Regions from separate parts of the Homo sapiens genome. Here region 1 is linked to region 2. Evidence: read pairs that join two places in POLR2A ChIA-PET (ENCODE). Cell type or tissue: Panc1. All regions are shown on one strand. Links, peaks and the distances in the headings refer to the core of each region. The heading gives the core; the rest is flanking DNA. Region 1 has its middle 96 kb from the start of RND3. Region 2 overlaps LOC105373682 (a long non-coding RNA gene).

The links. ChIA-PET counts read pairs that join two places held together with the same protein. Peaks named below come from ENCODE experiments on the same cell type or tissue, not always from the same donor. Only the 100,000 strongest peaks of a DNase experiment are listed, where the experiment ranks them.
Region 1: POLR2A ChIA-PET joins it to region 2 with 7 read pairs; 3 of 35 experiments call an interaction of 5 or more read pairs at or near these places.

Annotation. Positions count from the first base shown.
Region 1 is chr2:150,387,823-150,396,167 of GRCh38, forward strand. No RefSeq gene overlaps it. Among named protein-coding and RNA genes, the nearest start is that of RND3, 96 kb to the right of the region's middle. In Panc1, for the core only: no CTCF peak of the experiment used is centred there; no DNase peak of the experiment used is centred there.
Region 2 is chr2:150,145,310-150,153,654 of GRCh38, forward strand. It overlaps LOC105373682 (a long non-coding RNA gene), which reads right to left. Exons shown (of 2, transcript XR_923467.3): 2 at 5,324-7,523. Among named protein-coding and RNA genes, the nearest start is that of LINC01818, 20 kb to the right of the region's middle. In Panc1, for the core only: no CTCF peak of the experiment used is centred there; no DNase peak of the experiment used is centred there; H3K27ac peaks cover 1,202 bases.

The DNA of each region.
Region 1 (8,345 bases), core at 249-8,248, 240 kb after region 2:
TACTCTGGTTTCTCAGGCAACAAGCAGAGCCACAGAGCTCCCAGAGGTTTCTGTCCTTTGTGTTAAGCTACCAGGGCAGGTGGAGGGGCAAAGCCAGGTAGGGGCTGCATCAGGTAAGTCCACACTCTGCCTCTCCACATGCAGATGCAAGCAGTGGCCCCAGTGAGCAGTTCTCTGGCTGCTGGGGTAATAGTCCAGGGAGGCCACAGAGGGATTGGGGAGTAACAAGTGACAGTAAGCCCCACCCAACACCCACGCACTTGGCAAGTTAGATCTCCAACCTACGGTGTTCCACTAACAGTGGCTAGCTAAGTGCCAGGCAGTCTGAGCTCAGAACTAAAATCTCCCTCAGGCCATAAACCTTCCCTGTGAGACAGAAACCACAGCTTTCAGGCCATGCCCCTCTCAGTCCGTCTGTGAAGTAGGGGCATCCAGTTCCTGTGCCCATGACTACAACACACTTCCCACTGACCCCTTTGTTCTGGCCAAGGAGGTTTGTCCCAACTTGAAATTACATCATGAATCTCAGGAGCTTCCCTCCACCTGTGACCACCAACTGAGTTCGCCAACAGACTTCTGCGAGGTCCCCTGGGAGGTAGGATCAAGGATATGTTCCCTTCATCCCAGCTGGAGTCTGGGAGTGCTTATAAATTATGTCCAATGCCACTCCTTCTCATACACTTCCCACCACACACTAAATCAACTCCAGCACTGAGATAAGGCCTTCCCCTGTGGCCTGGATTGCCAGGTTCCCCAGTGGGGAATGTATATCCTGGGGGCAGTTTCTCCCCCTCTCACACTCTGGGGACTTACAATTTTCCTCCTCACTCAAGGCATAGGCTCAGCCTGCCATTTCTTTCAAAGGTTCTGTTATTTTTATTTTTCAGTTTTCCTGTTAATTTCCTGTGTTGCCTCTTGGAAACAAGTTCACAGCATGAGTCTCTACAAACTATTTTGTCTTTCCAAGTGGGAGAGGCATGCTAACAATTCCTCCAATCCACCATCTTGGGGGAAAAAAAGGCCCTAATAATTTTTAAAAGTGTGAATGCATCCTGATGCCAGAAAGGTTTTGAGAACTATCAAATAAGCAACTGATGTGGACTGAATGTTTAAATCCCTGTAAAATTTATTTGTTGAACTCCTAACCCCCAAGGTAATGGTATGAGGAGGTAGGGTCTTCAGGATGTGACAAGGTCATGAGCGAAGAGCCTTCATGAATGGGATTGGTGTCCTTATAAAAGAGGCCTGAGGGAGCCTTATACTTCTTCACCATGTAAGGACACAGCAAGGAGGTGTCCTCTATAAGCCAGAAAACAGGCCCTCACCAGACACTGAAGCTGCCTTAATGTTGGGCTTTCTAGCCTCCAGAAGTGTGAAAAATAAATTTCTGTTGTTTGTAAGCTACCCAGTTTATGATATTTTGTTATAGCAACCTGAATGCACTAAGATAGCAATGATTTATAAACTTGTTTGTAACATCGGAAACCTGTACTCAAAGGAAATTTTAAATTAAAGACTAATTTATAAAAAGATAAAAATCTGAGTTGCTATGGTGAAACAGAAAAATAGGACCCAAAGCCTCCCAGTTTTGCCTCTTCCCTATTCCCTTTCACTTCCTCATGAGTCCCTACCTGGAATCCCAGTTAGAAAATCTCTATGCAAAACCATCAGTAAGCTGATGCAGCAGGCAGCAGGAATGCAGCATCCCAGGCCAAGTGGGAGTGGAGAATGATGTCAGGGACAACGTTAAGATGAGTGATGCGAGAGCCTTAAATCAGATCATAGACAGGATAACCTCCCCTGTCTCCTTTTCCATTTATCCACTGGAGCTTTCTTACTGAAAAATACTTGACTTCTGATCTCTTAACTATGTGTGGAATCACCAGTGAGCACACCCCAAAGTGATTAATTTGGTATGAAGGAAAGGTGGTGTCTGAGCATGGGATGGAGACAGAGAAATTCCTGGCACATTTTTTTCTCTGAATTAGCAGTGTTGGGGTTGAGCAATTGAGGAATAATTTCCACCCAACTGTAGGACCAAATACTATTTTGAATGACCGGGGAATAGAATGAAATACAAGAATACACAGGAGGGTGAAATAATAGCAGCAAGTCTAGAACTGGGTAGAGTATTTTCAGGTGGTTCTGAGTTATGGACAGACAGTAGAATGTAGAGGGAGTATAATACAACTAGATAATGGAATTCCAGGACTCCATCTTTAGTGCTGGCCTCTGTGCTGACATCCAGATCAAAACCAGTTTCTGGGCTTTTACTTAGCTTTCTAAAAAATATCTCAAATTTAATTTGACCTGGACTTGCTATTGCATTCCTTCTGGTTCTATGTCCTATGTCAATTATGGCATTATCATTCACTGTGTCAATAAATCTAGATCTTCTGAAGTCTCCCATGATAAAGGTTTGGGGTGAACAATTGCCATTGGGAGGCTGTTCAATGTCCAAACCTCCTTTTCCAGTTGGGAGAAGCCACCAGACTTAACGACACACAATCTTCTCCTTTCCTAAGAAAGAGACATACTCTCCCTGCACCCTCAGGCTTGGCACCCAGTTGGCTTAACATCATTGGAACAGAGTGTTAGGGGCAACAGGTTCAGAGGGAGTCATGCTGAGTAGCAGCAGCTACACCAGTGCATTTGAGCCACATCTTTCCTTCCAGCGATGGTGAAGCTCCTCCCTACTCTTGGCTGTCCAGAGCCTTATTTGCCTTTGTGTTGTTTGTTTTACATTTTTAACATCTGGTTCTCAACTCTCACATTGGTTATCCCAACCAGTCTTAATAAAATTTTCCCAATAAAGTCCTTTCTACTCTCATAGCCAGAGACACTTGTTCTTGCTTGCAGTACAAATTCTTGAACTAGACACTATTTTCTTTCTATTTTATTTTAAAAATGTCTCCCCTACACACCTAAGTACTACTCTAAGTTCAGGCCCTTATCATTTGGACAAGAACAATTGTGCCTCCCTGACACCAGTCTTTCCCCACTCCAATCCAACCTCTCCACTCATATTGTTTTTTTCCAAAGATTTTAGCATAGCCTTCTTTCTTTTGTTCAATAACGAAAGCAACCAAATCTTCCTGGCACCCTTATGCTTGCAGAATAGTGTTTGACTACATATCATTCAAGGCCTCTCAATCTACTTTCCAATATCCAGCATACAGCTCCTGTGAGCAGAAGACAATTCAAAATTATTTTTGTAGCCCCAAGATCTGGCAAAACACCTGGTGTAAAGTAAAGCCCAATAAATGAATGAGTGCATGCATGCATGCATGACTTGTTACTCAGAAACCCAGTACACTCGATACAATTAAGTGTATGTCATTTCCCAAAGTCTCTACAGAAACATTCACATCTTTCTAAATATAGTCAGGCACTGCCTAACGATGTCTCGGTCAATGGTGGACCACATATAAGACAGTGGTGCCATAAGATTATAATACTGTATCCTTACTGTACCTTTTCTTTGTTTAGATATGTTTAGATACACAACAGCATTACAATTGCCTACAGAATTCAGTACAGTAACGTGCTGTACCGGTGTGTAGCCTAGCAGTAACAGGCCATCCCTTATAACCTAGGTGTGCAGTAGGCTACACCATCTAGGTTTGTGTGAGTACACTCTACGATGTTCAAATAACGACAAAATCATCTAAGGATGAAGTTCTCAGAATCTATTTGCATCATTAAGGGATGCGTGACAGCATATGAAAAAGTATACATAATGTCTATTTTGGGGGTTCTCTGCCTCATAGTGCTCTGTTTCTATGGCTGGTATGCACTTATCTTGATATAGTCAGTTTGATTCTGCCTGCCTTGTCCAATAATGCATAAGCTCTTTCAGGGCAAGAACCATCTGTTATTTATCTTTGCACTCTTAATGCTTAAACACAGAGTAGATGTTTGATATATCTTTGCTCAACTTGCCTCCTAAAGAGGAAATGTGTGGTATGAGAAAGGAGTGGGTAAGAATTCTGCTTGACAAAAACTTTACTTCCCACAACTCATGCAGAAATGTTTTCAAAATTTCAACATTAAATATGCTCTTTGCTGACTGCTTTTTGTCAACACCCTTTGCCAGATTGAGGACATCCACCTTTTGCTCTCTGTTTCTTGACAGTGGTGACCCTGAGGGCTTGACATTTGCATACCAGAAACCTCCTTGGCTTCAACATTTGCTCACATCCCTGACAACAGAGTTTCTGGGGCATGGTACTCACACTGTAAATTGCACAGACAGAATTGAAGTAAAAATCTCCCAACTATTTCTGATAATGAAGAGGGTTCTGAAAGCCTACCAAAGCCTCTATAATTATCTCAAGTGAAACCTTCTTATTAAACTTTAAGCTCTTTTCATTTTGGTTATTGTCATTTACGTGAAATGGGTGAATGGGAACGAAGCCTGGGAAAATTATGAAGTTGTTAAGCCTGTTTATGTTCATTCAGCTCAGAGTTTGAGCTTAAAAAGTGGAGTGTGTGTAGGGGAGGCAATCAACGCATCTTTATGAATGAAATCCAATAGTTATTAACAGATGCTGTAGCTTATTTTCCTTTGGCTGAAAAAAAAGGAGAAGGGTCAGTGTTAGGCAATATATTTTCTGTCTTATTTCATGGTAGACAACTTTGAAATATTTAATATGTTTATCAACATTTTTAGATATGCAAAAGAAGAAATTATTTGGCTCTTTTCTTATACAAGGATACTAAGCTATATTAAGCAATGTAAACATTTCTGCTTGTAGGGATTGGTCTCCAGTGGTTGGTTGTCAACCTCATGTAGAGCCTTCTCTTAGGTCCAGCAGCCCCCTTTTTTAGGGGTGTCTCAGCCAGAGGCACTTTGCCATGAAGGCGGGAGAGGCGTGGACGAACAGCAGCCTTGGCATGCCAAGTGGTGATACCTGCTCATCCATCATTTCATTTAGACAAATGAAAGATTACAGCCCTATGAGAAAAGGCAGTCACAGCCACACAATGCTTTGTGCACAAAGTAAATTGCTAGTTTCCTGTGATCTTTCTGACAAGTAAATTACTGCAGAAAATAACATAGATGGGAATACAATGACAAAAATGCAGAGACTTGGTCGTTCAAAGGAGTTATTGGACCTCTGACACAACCATTTCTAAAGAACCTTAGACCCTCTTTTCAATGGAAAGAGGATTTTCCTCCATCTTTCTATAGTGTATTTTGAAGAGAAATAATATATGATGGGCAGGGTAAGAAGTGGAATTCTCAGTAATCAAATATCATTTTTTCATGATAGGAAGATATTAAAATTATGCATAAAGAGAAGAGCTTGCTTTGGGGATTGCTGTGCCTGTGATCATTCTAGCTTGGCACTGAAGATCACAGTGATGCAGTCTATTTTGCATAAAAGATAGCTTCTGAGAGGTCTTTTTATATCTTAACAATCCTAGTTCTTCATATTTTTATTCAATCATAAAATAGGAGTTCTTATTTTGTTTTTTTAACAAATAAGAAGAAATTCCTTTCATTAGAATTCATTTCCCTTTGCCTATTCCAAGCCTAAACTCTCAAACGTCTTCTAAAGACTGTATGAATCCCCGAGGCAGAAAAATAAAAGCTTTATTAGCAAAGTCAAGTGGAGCTGAGGAGGGAAGGGTACTGAAGATAACAGAGGTAATAATCTAATCACAAATATCATAAATTTCTGAGCTTCAGATTCCTCAGAGATGTCTCAAAGTTGACAGACTTCATAAAATTGTAGAGTCAAATAGGATTTTTAGCAAGACTCAGTGACATGAAATGGTCTATTCAGTACCTAAGACACTGCACCGTGAAGCTGACACTAGAATCCTGATGTTGCAGACTGTAGAGCTTTCTACTACTAAAGTAGGGATTTCTTCCAGAATTCTTACAGCAGGGTGCTGTCAGGAGGAGAGCACTTAGTAGGGAGACCCAATCCTCCAATTGATAATTGGTTGTATGTCTTAGGCAAGAGACATAAACTCTTCGTGCATCGTGTGGAAGATGAGGGTGTGGGATGGGATTAGGCATTCTCAAGTGGCAGCACAGGGAGGGTGTACTTAAATAGCATATCTTCAAGACCCATGTCATAATTTTATACTTAAGACGATAGCCTACAGAATAAAAACCGTAGTGAGCAGAATGCAGTGAAATCAGCTAATGAAGCATATATTAAATGCACTGAAAAACACAGGAATAAAATGCCAAAATATTTCCCAGAGCTGATAGCCTTGGTGGTCCCTAATGACGGATGCTAATTCCTTCTTGTTCATACATTGTTGCCTTAGTCTCTACTTCCTCATCATTGTTGGTTTGTTACTGCATCAAGTCCCCTTCCAGGGTCTTGGGAAAACTGTCCTGTGAGCACAAAATCATTGGCAGATTTTAAGATGCCAAACATATCACTTCTTGCATTGTATTTAAACACTATTATTTAAATTCAGTTCAACAAACATCTTTGTATCCTTACTGTGTAAGTAAGACTTTGTTCCTGCCTTTGGGGGCTTTGTGCAGAAGATAGTCAGACTATCAAAAAATGACCTTTGGGGCTACACTGAGCTTTCGGTCTTCTGTCTCTTTGTCAGCTTTATCCTAAATAATCCCACACTCTGAGGCATTTGGGGGAATGCACATACATAGTAAGGAGAGAGGCTCTCTTCCTTTGAAAGAGCAAGCAGAATGGACATTCCTGAAAAGATTATATTCTTTGTAGTACGCTTTCCTGCAAACTGTTCATTTGAGGAGCAGAGGAATCTAGTGCTTACTTTATTAAAATGAAGTTTTGCTATCTGATTTGGTTGAGTAAATATCGACACCTGATTCTAAGGTGGAGAACTTATAATTTTCATTTCCAACAAATCCTCAAGTAATGCTGATATTGCTGCTGCAGGACCACATTGGAGAGCTCTAGACAAGCAATATACAAACTGAGATGTATGTACACGCAGGGATACATAAAAACGTATCCAGGGGTACCCAGGAGTAGATAGAGGCACTGAGAGCACTTTCCAGATCCTCAATTTCTATGTTATTATTTCCTAATTAATAAAATAATCCATCTGAGAATTTAGCCATGGCTTTACACTCCCACCTCCCTTTCTGCGATTGATTATTTTCTCCCACTTTGCACAAGAGAAGCATAACCCTCCCCATGAGGAAAAAGTTTGAAGAATTGAGTGAGAATGCTATTAAAAAATTCCTTCCATTTGTATCTACTTATTTATGTGAATAAGGCTTCTTAGTGCCTCTTTTTAAACAAAATAGCAATAGTAGTAAGGCTGAAATCTGTCTTACTCTAGCAGCAAGTAATATTTATTTATGGATCTATGAATCCATTAACAAAATAAAAGTTACACTCCTCATTAAGTAATATAGTTCAGTAAAATTTTCCTCCTTATAACTATGTGTTCAGTATTTTAACATATTTATTGCGTTTTGATTAACTGTGTATAAAAATGCTTATAATAATAACTAAACACAGAAGAAAAAATGTTCACACTTAAGGCCTGTAGTTACAGAAAATAAATAGAAAAATTTAACGTATATAAATATTATTGCAGCATATAAATAGGATAAGAGTATGAGTGAAAACTTTCAAAGATGAATATATCAGGATAGAATACTGAGAGAAAGGAAAATGAAAATATCAGGTCATGGAAAATAAAACAATGTATAATTTCACACTGTTTAAGAAGTCATTCGTACACTTTTAAAGCAACAGTGGTTATCAACTCACTATGGTATTTTGATTCTTTACCTACATTTAAGGTTTTTATGTTAAAATGTCCTGGTTTACAGTATGAGAGAAATTACAGTTTTTGTTACTTCTTAAGATTTTAAAACTTGTCTACTTAAAACGTGTTGTTTTACATCTTTTTTTCATAATTTTTTTCGGGGGTACTTCAACAAAAATTTGAAGACTACTGCTTGTGATGGTACTTGTAGCCAGGAGAGACTGTTTTTCTACTCAGGTAATTATCAACTGTTTATTTTATTAACTTTCAAAATGTATTATAGTTAACTCCAGGGTGGAGGCCATCAAGGACCTTCAGGGACTATGAAGTACAGTTCAAAATGTGGCCTCCTCCCCCAACTGACATTGTAAAGCCCCCTTGCACAAGTTTCCATTCCCTCCTCCATAGGTATATGAGAAATGGGAGAAGAGCCAGCTGTCTTTGCTTTTTTCTGCTATCTCTGCCCTCCTCTATTTCCCCATTTATGATTGCTATGTGTCAGTTCCGCCAGATGCCATCACATTCCGTTTTCCCAAGATTTGTGAAAACTTGTCTCTGATTGGCTTAAAAACTCTACTGGCTTAAAAAACTCTCTTGACTTCCAAGCTGTG
Region 2 (8,345 bases), core at 135-8,134:
AATATATTGAATTATGTTTGGGAAGAGTGCTGGGAAAGCTGAACTGATGATCCTCCAAAATATGCTTGTCACCTGCTGTGAGTTTCTGAATCGTGCCATGAAGAATAAAGTACTGCCAGGAGTGTCTCCGAGAAAGTGTCAAAAGTGTCTGATTTAATTGTTAATGTAAGGATTTAAGATGCTGTTTTTCCCTGGTGCTAACATCTCTCATTGATTCTGGAGCATTTCCATTTGTTGTTTAACAGAAAGAGCCTCGGTATTTATAGCCCTATCACTCTAGAAGGGAAGCATTTGCAATTTGCACTTTCAATTTTGACTCCTAGCCTTCTTTTCCTTTAAATACCCTTCAAATGAGTGTCAGATGCAATTCAAAGAATGCTTTGCAAGAGGTTGCACAAAGCAATTCTCATCCCTATAGGTGAACATTTCAGAAGAATCCCCATACTTCTTTGCTAATTGAAATCTAAACTCATGAGCCCTAGTTAGCCTCAATCCCACTATTGTCAGGGCTCAGGGGAAGATTTGTGTGTGTGCGTTCTTGTGTGTATGCTGCAACTGGAGTCATACCCTATGGCAGATTGCTTTATCTAAAAGTGGTCACATCCGTATGTATTTCTATTCCATTCCACATGCTTTTCTTACATGTGATGTTAGCATTCCTCCGTCAAGATATGGGGTCTTTGTTTCTTCCTCTTGAGCTTGAGGGGATCTTTGTAAATCCTTTGATCAATATAATGACATAGAAGTGGTGCTGCATGACTTCCAAAACAAAGTCATTAAAGGCAGGACATATTCTACCTCTCTATTTCTCTCTCTCTCAATGCTGCCCTTTAGCCACCATGTTTTGAGGAAGCCCAAGACACATGGAGAAGCTATAAGTGGATGTTCTAGCCAAAAGTCCCTGGAAACCATTAGCTGATATTGTAACCATCCAATGGGTTCTTTTTGTCCACTGCCCAGGTAGACCCTATTTATCAAGGCAGGGGAATTGCAATAGAGAGTTTAATACACATAGAGCCAGATGATGGGAAGCTAGAATTTTATTATCACTCAAATCAGTCTCTTCAAAGGCTCAGAAGCTAGGGGTTTTTCAAAGCTAGTTTGGGGGAAGAGGTGGAGATTGCTAGGCAATGGGTGCTTGCTGATTGGTTGGGGCTGCAATTATAGGGGTATGGGAAATGTTGCTCCTATGTGCTGAGTCACTGCTGGGTGGGGCTACAGGAGTGGTTGGCTGGTCCAGGCAGAGTCATCAGTAGTCAGATATGCAAAAAACTTGAAAAGATATCTCAAAAGGCCAATCTTAGGTTCTACAACAGTGATGTTATCTGCAGGAGTAATTGGGGAAGTTGCATATTTTGTGACCCCAGGAATAATGGCTGGCAATCCTTTATGTCTACACCTTAGTAGAATTCAGGCTCCTCTATCCTCCTAGCCTGGTGGTCTTTCATTAGCTTTACAAAGGCAGTTGAGTTTTGGGGAAAGGCTATCATCATTTAAACTATAAACTAAGTGTCTACCAAGATTAGTTTGGCTTAAGCCTAAGAATAACTAAGGGCAGATTGAAGGCTAAAGGCAGGATGGGGATTGGCTAGATCAGATCTCCCTTACTACCATAATTTTATCACCAATAAAATTTATGCAAAGGTGGTTTCAATTTCATGACTTCAACCTCACAAGAGACTGAGTCAAAACCAATCATAGGTCAAGCCACACCCTAATGTAACTGCTCAAGGGATTCACCTTGCCCGTTGCCTAGAAAGAGCCAATTTATCAAGACAGTGGAATTGCAATAGAGAAAGTAATTCACACAGAGATGGCTGTGTGGGAGACCCAAGTTTTATTATTACTCAAATTAGTCTCCCCAGGCATTTGAGGGTCAGGGTTTTTCAGGATAATTTGATGTGGGGGGTGGAGCAGTGAGTCAGCAGTGCTGACTGATTAGGTCAGAGATGAAATTATAGGGAGTTGAAGCTGTCTTCTTGTGCTGAGTCTGTTCCTGGGTGGGGGCCACAAGATCAAATGAGCCATTTTATCTATCTGGGTGGTGCCAGTTGATCCATCAAGTGCAGAGTCTGCAAAATATCTCAAGTATTGCTCTTAGGTTTTACAATGGTGATGTTATCCCCAGGAGCCATTTGGGGAGGGTCAGAAACTTGTAGCCTCCAGCTGCATGACTCCTAAACCATAATTTCTAATCTTGTGGCTAATTTGTTAGTCCTACAAAGGCAGTCTAGTCCTCAAGCAAGAAGGAGGTTAGTTTTGAGAAAAGGCTATTATCATCTTTGTTTTAAACTATAAACTAAGTTCCACCAAAGTTAGTTCAGCCTATGCCCAGGAATGAACAAGGATAGCTTGGAGGTTAGAAGCAAGATGGCGTTGCCTGGGTCAGATCTTTTTCACTGTCTCGGTTATAATTTTTCAATGGTGGTTTCACTAGTCCATAGAAATTGTGGGAGATAATATATGATTATTGCTGTTTAAAATTATTACATTTGGAGAAGATTTGTTATGGCACAATTTAGAGATCAATCAGTTCACAAATATATTTTTCCTATTTGGTGGACCAGGGAGAAGAAACAAAGCATTGATCTACTCATTCATTTATTCAACAAGTATTTGCTGAGCACGTACATGTGCCAGGCCTTGTTCTGGGGCTGAGAAAACAGCAGGGAATAAAATAGAAAATTACGCTTCCCTCATGGAGCTGACCTTTTAGAGGACTCGACCGTGTTGCTCCAAGTTTCCCAGGGTGACCACCATGCATTCCATGCTGCTCCCTCCTGTTCTGCTGAGTCAGAACTATTGAAAAGGAGCCAAGTGTGGAATATCCTTAGCATCACAAGGACATTGTCTACTCTTCTCTAATTATAAGTAAAAGAGCTAATAGAATGCAAAGCTAGGGGAAAAAGAGGAAAATGTTAATACTGAATCAAACCTAACTCAATTAAAAAAAAAAAAAGAAAAGAAAAAGAATTTGGTAATAATTTCTGAAGGAAAAAGAAGGAGGAAGGTAATTTTTGATGGTAGAACACTTCTGAGCATGGAAAGTGCATCTGATTAGAGACTTTATCCAGTCAGAGGGAAGCCGGGGACATAGGAAACCATAGGGTATAAGTCAGAAGGAAAAATGAGAAAAATCCAAAGGAACATTATGCTTCCCTGGAAATTGTGCCGAGCCAGCTCTTTTGAAGACACAAAGGGCTACAAAAATCACAACCATTTCTAAGTCACCCCAGAGCTCATATAAAATAGCCAGATTCTATGACAGGTTGCCTGCAATTTTTCTTTTGCTTAGCTCTAAGGGTTTATAAGAGGAAGAGTGAAATCACCAAGCCTAACTTTTCTCTAAGGTGGGTCAATTGACTGCCCACCATAGGCAAATTGCAGATTTTGCAGGCCCCTAGAAAGTTGTAATTGCAGATTGATTCCTCCATCCTAAGAGGAGGAAGAGTAAAGCTGCTCACTAGGCTCGAAGCTGGGTAGAGAGCCTGGTCAAACTGTTGGTGCCTCATGACTCAGGAGCCAAACAGCAAGGCACCTTGTGAGAAAAGATTGGAAGCACCGCCAGAGCTCTGAGGACTTCCCAGCAAGCCTAGGAGTGTGAATGCCTAGGAGATGGCCAGCTGGAAAGCAATCTTGGGTCTCAAAGGATTTCTCTGCTCTCTTGTGAAAAACAATAATCTTCACTTCCAGCAATCACCTGATTAAAAATCTCACTTCCGTGGTCTCTAAAGTTCTTTCAATATCTAAAAAAAATTTGGCATAGTCTTTTATCACAACTATGGCTAAGAGGAAGCAAATAAAGTCTGGGAATCTTGATAGGTATTTTTTTGTTGTTGTTAATTAAAGAGTTTCTAAGATTAACCTTCTCTCTACAACTTACAGCCTCTTAAAGTGGAAAAGATAAAAGTGTCATCTAAAGAAAAATGCCCCAAACTAAAGCTGGCTTAAATGGAGAAAACTCATAGAGAGAGTTACTTGTGTTTTAAACACATACACAATATAAATGGTGTCAAAAGTTTAGAATCTAGAATTTTTAAGTCTACTTTATGTTATCTACAGAATACATTCTAAATTTGAAAGCAAACTAAGAACAATATTTCTCTTAGTGTTTATTTCAGGTTTCTTTTGCCCCAAATTAATTGGGAAGCAGGGAAAAATAAAAAACTAAAAAATGTTTCATCCAACCACAGGGAGAAAACCAAACACTCAGCCAAGCTATTCGCCTGGGCAGCCTGCACCTAGAAAGCACAAATGACTCTCTCTTCTACCCTTCTCTCTGATAAAAGAATACTGAGCTATTCTTTGAATGAAAGAAGAATCTCTACCTACATAGTGAGATATACCTTTAAGGGGAAAAATAAAAATACTTCTTGGAAAGTACACAGTTATATGGTTAAGGGATTTTTTTTTCCCCTTAACAGAAAAATTATAAACCTACCAAAACATGAACATTGTCAAAAGATCAAGGAAAAACATTTTTGCCATATTTATAGATTTTTTTTTTTAGTGACAGCTTATTCAAATCACCCAATAGGAAAATGACTTACAACCTGGCAGAAAAATGGCAAAAGGATGTGAAGTGGCAATGTACAGACAGCAATATAAATAGTTATCATACAAGAGATATTCAGTTTCACTCATTCATGAAAATGTAAATAAAAAAATAAATGGGATATCATGTTTTACTTCTCAGGAAGACAACAAATTTAAAAGTTTGAGGTCATCTGGAGCTGTTAGAGAGCTGGGAAATGTGAGCTCTCATAAATTGTTAAGTGAGATAATAATTTGGTATAATTTTACAAAAGGAAAATTTGCCAATACCTATCAAAATATAAAATAAACATGTCTTTGACCCAGTAATTTTACTACATATACACACACTCAAATAAAGTTTACTTCTAAAAATGCCCCTGAATATACATGAAAAAATTTTATGTTAATATGTGTGTTTAATTATTTGTGTGTGGCATGGCCTTATCTTCACACATATGGGTGTCCATTGCAGCACTGTCTGTAAAAGATTAAAACTAGATACGACCAAAGTCCATCTGCAGGGATGTGGGACTGTAAAATAATAAAACACTGTAAAGTCATTAAAAAGAATAAATTAGACCTGTATGAAATTATATGGAAATATCACATAATGCAAGTGAAGGAAGCAAAGTGTAGGACAGTCTATCTAGTATGATTATTTTGTTATGAAATAAACATACAAACGTGCAGGGAAAAGAAAGACACAAGGACATGCAATGACCTCCAACCCCCACTGTAAGATATATAAAACCGTCAATCAGTTACACTTTGGAGAAAGCCTGGGAGGTGGGGTGGGCACAAAGGAAAAGAATTTTATTTTTTTGACTTGTACATTTTTGTATATTTTTAGCCTCATACATTGCTAATTTTATAAAAATACCAAAAAGTTATCTGACAAGGAAAATTATCCAACTCTTGTTTTCTCCTTTGTACTTCTCTGCACTAAATATTAGCTAATACATTAATATATACATATAGTTTCCTGGCTCTTTTTCTTGCATGTTGAAAATCAAAGTTAAATTTCTCTACCAGTTATATAATTAAAGCCTGTCAGATTCAAAGAGAAATTATGAAAACTGATTTTCTAAGAAAGGGAGGACATAAGGATGCACCACTGATGCTCTTACTTTTAATAAATCCTTTTCTTTAAACAGCAATAGGTTTTCTAGCCAATCTTTTAATGTGATTCTTCTGCTCATGCCAATTCATGTCTGGGGATGGTTTCGCTGCCTTTAGTTAAACACTAAAGAGTTGTCAGGCAAAGGCACCAAGTCAGGCGTCTTCAGGACAGATACCGAAACACAGAAAGGACCAAAAAAACAGAAGTAAAATAAACCTGAGAACTTAAATAAAATGGACAAATTCCTTTAAAGGTAAAAATTAGCAAAACTACAACATGAAAGAGAAATTCTGAATAGTTTTATAGCTATTAAACAAATGGAATTACTAAGTAAAACCCAGTAACAACTAGTGTACTATTATATATACTAAAATCTAAAACCTGACAATAGCTAGAATGATCTATATGGTAATTGATTAGAGTAGGAGACATTAATATGAATTCATGTTAGATTAATGTAGATATAGAGATAGATTATATGTAGAAATATTTATCGATTATATACTGCTGGAGTGAAAGCACACAGGTATCTGTATAAAAAGGATCATTATCTCTTACATCATGGCATATGAAAAAATTAACTTAAAATACATCACAGACCTGAAGGTAAAACTTAACTATAAAACTTCTTATAAAAAAAGAATAAAAATCTTTGTATCCCTGGGATAGGCAAAGATTTTTACACAGAACACAGAAAACACAAAATCATAAATTTTAAAAATAAAAAAATTGTATTTTATCAAATGAAAACCTTTTTCTCTTTGTAAGACAACATTATGAACATTAAAAAGCAAGCCACGAAGTGAGAGGAGTTATTCGTAATATGTAGATCTGACGAAGGACTTTATTCAGAATACATAAAGATATATCACAACTCAATAATGAGAAAAACAAGCTATTTAATAAATGAGGAAAAGATTTGAAAAGATGTTTCAAATGTGTGGCGGGGGCAAGGGGTATATGGGACATCTCTGTAACTTCCTTTCAGTTTTGCTGTGAACCTAAAACTGTTCTAAGAAAATAACGTCTTTTTTTAAAAAGCAGGCATTTTATAGCATAGGCTAAAACTGCATATGCAGCCATGATATAATTCTATGGATACACGCACATCATATGGAAATGTTCCTTGACTGGGTCTTAAAAAGTAACATAAAATGAAATAAAGAAAAATCAAATAATTTCTAATCAATCAGTTTACAATCCTGGGAATTTTTCATTTAGCTAAACTTACCATAGAGATAACATAAGATGCAAGAAACAAACCAAAAAAAAAAAAAAGAAAAAAAGAAAGAAAGAAAGAAAGGAAATAAGAAAGAAAGGAAGTCCATTAAGCAGAATTCAAGTTGTCACATATTTATAGCTCCATCAGAGGGGTCCATTTGTTAACAGCCGATGAACCTATGTTGACACATCATAATCACTCAAAGTCCACAGTTTACATTAGAGTTTGCTATTGCTGTTGTACATCCTATGAGCTTTGACAAATGTATAATGACACGTATCCATTTTTATAGTGTCATATAGACTAGTTTCACTGCCTTAAAAATCCTCTGTGCTCCAGGTATCCATCCCCCAATCCCCAACCCCTGGTAACCACTGATCTTTTTATGGTGTCCATAGTTTTGTCATTTCCAGATGTCATATACTTGGAATACAGAGTATGTAACCTCTTCAGATTGGCTTCTATCACTTAGTAATATGCATTTAAGTTTCCTCCATGGCTTTTCATGGCTTGATAGCACATTTCTTTTTAGTGCTGAATAATATTCCATTGTCAGGACGTACCACAGTTAATTTATTTGTTCACTTGCTGAAGGATATCGGCATCATGGTTGCTTCCAAGTTTTGACAATTACGAACAAAGCTGCTGTAAATATAAAAAAAAGAAAAGACATTTCAGAGAAGAACACATGACATCTAATAAGTACATTTAAAAGTGCTCAACATCATAAGTCATCAGGGAAAAAAGTTAAAATCACCATGAGATACCTCTACATACTCATTGAAATAGCTAAAATTAAAATGACTAACATCAAATGTTGGTTGGAATATAAAGCAACTAAAATTTGTATCTATTTTCTTGGGACTACAAAATGGTAAAATCAATTTGGAAAAATGTTTGGCAGCTTCTGCTAAAGCTGAACATACATCTACCATTAAATCCAGACATTCTACTCCTAGATATTTGCCTAAGATGAAAACATATAGCCACACAAAAACTTGTACACAAATGTTTATGGCAATTATTTTTTGATAATCAAAAATCAGAGGGAGGGGACCCAAATGTCTATAAAACAGATGAATGTATAAACTGCAATGTGTCCACACAAAGAAATAATAATTAGCAATAAAAAAGATCAAAGTACTAATTTAGCAACATAGATGAATCTCAAAATTATGTTGATTGAAAGAAACAGAGCATTCTGTTATTTTTACACTTTTGTATAAAATTTAGAAAACGCAAACAATCTGTAACGACAGAAAGTAGACCTGTGGTTGCCTGGTGCCAAAGGCAATGTGTAAAATCAATTTTAGAGAGGAAAGAGGAATTGGGGAGGGAGATGGTGATAAAAATGCCGTGTCTCCATTGTAGTGATGGTTTCTTGGGTGTATACGGGTGTCAAAACTCACATAATTGTATTTATTGTACATAAATTATATTGCAATAAAGTTTTTTAAAGAGTCATTT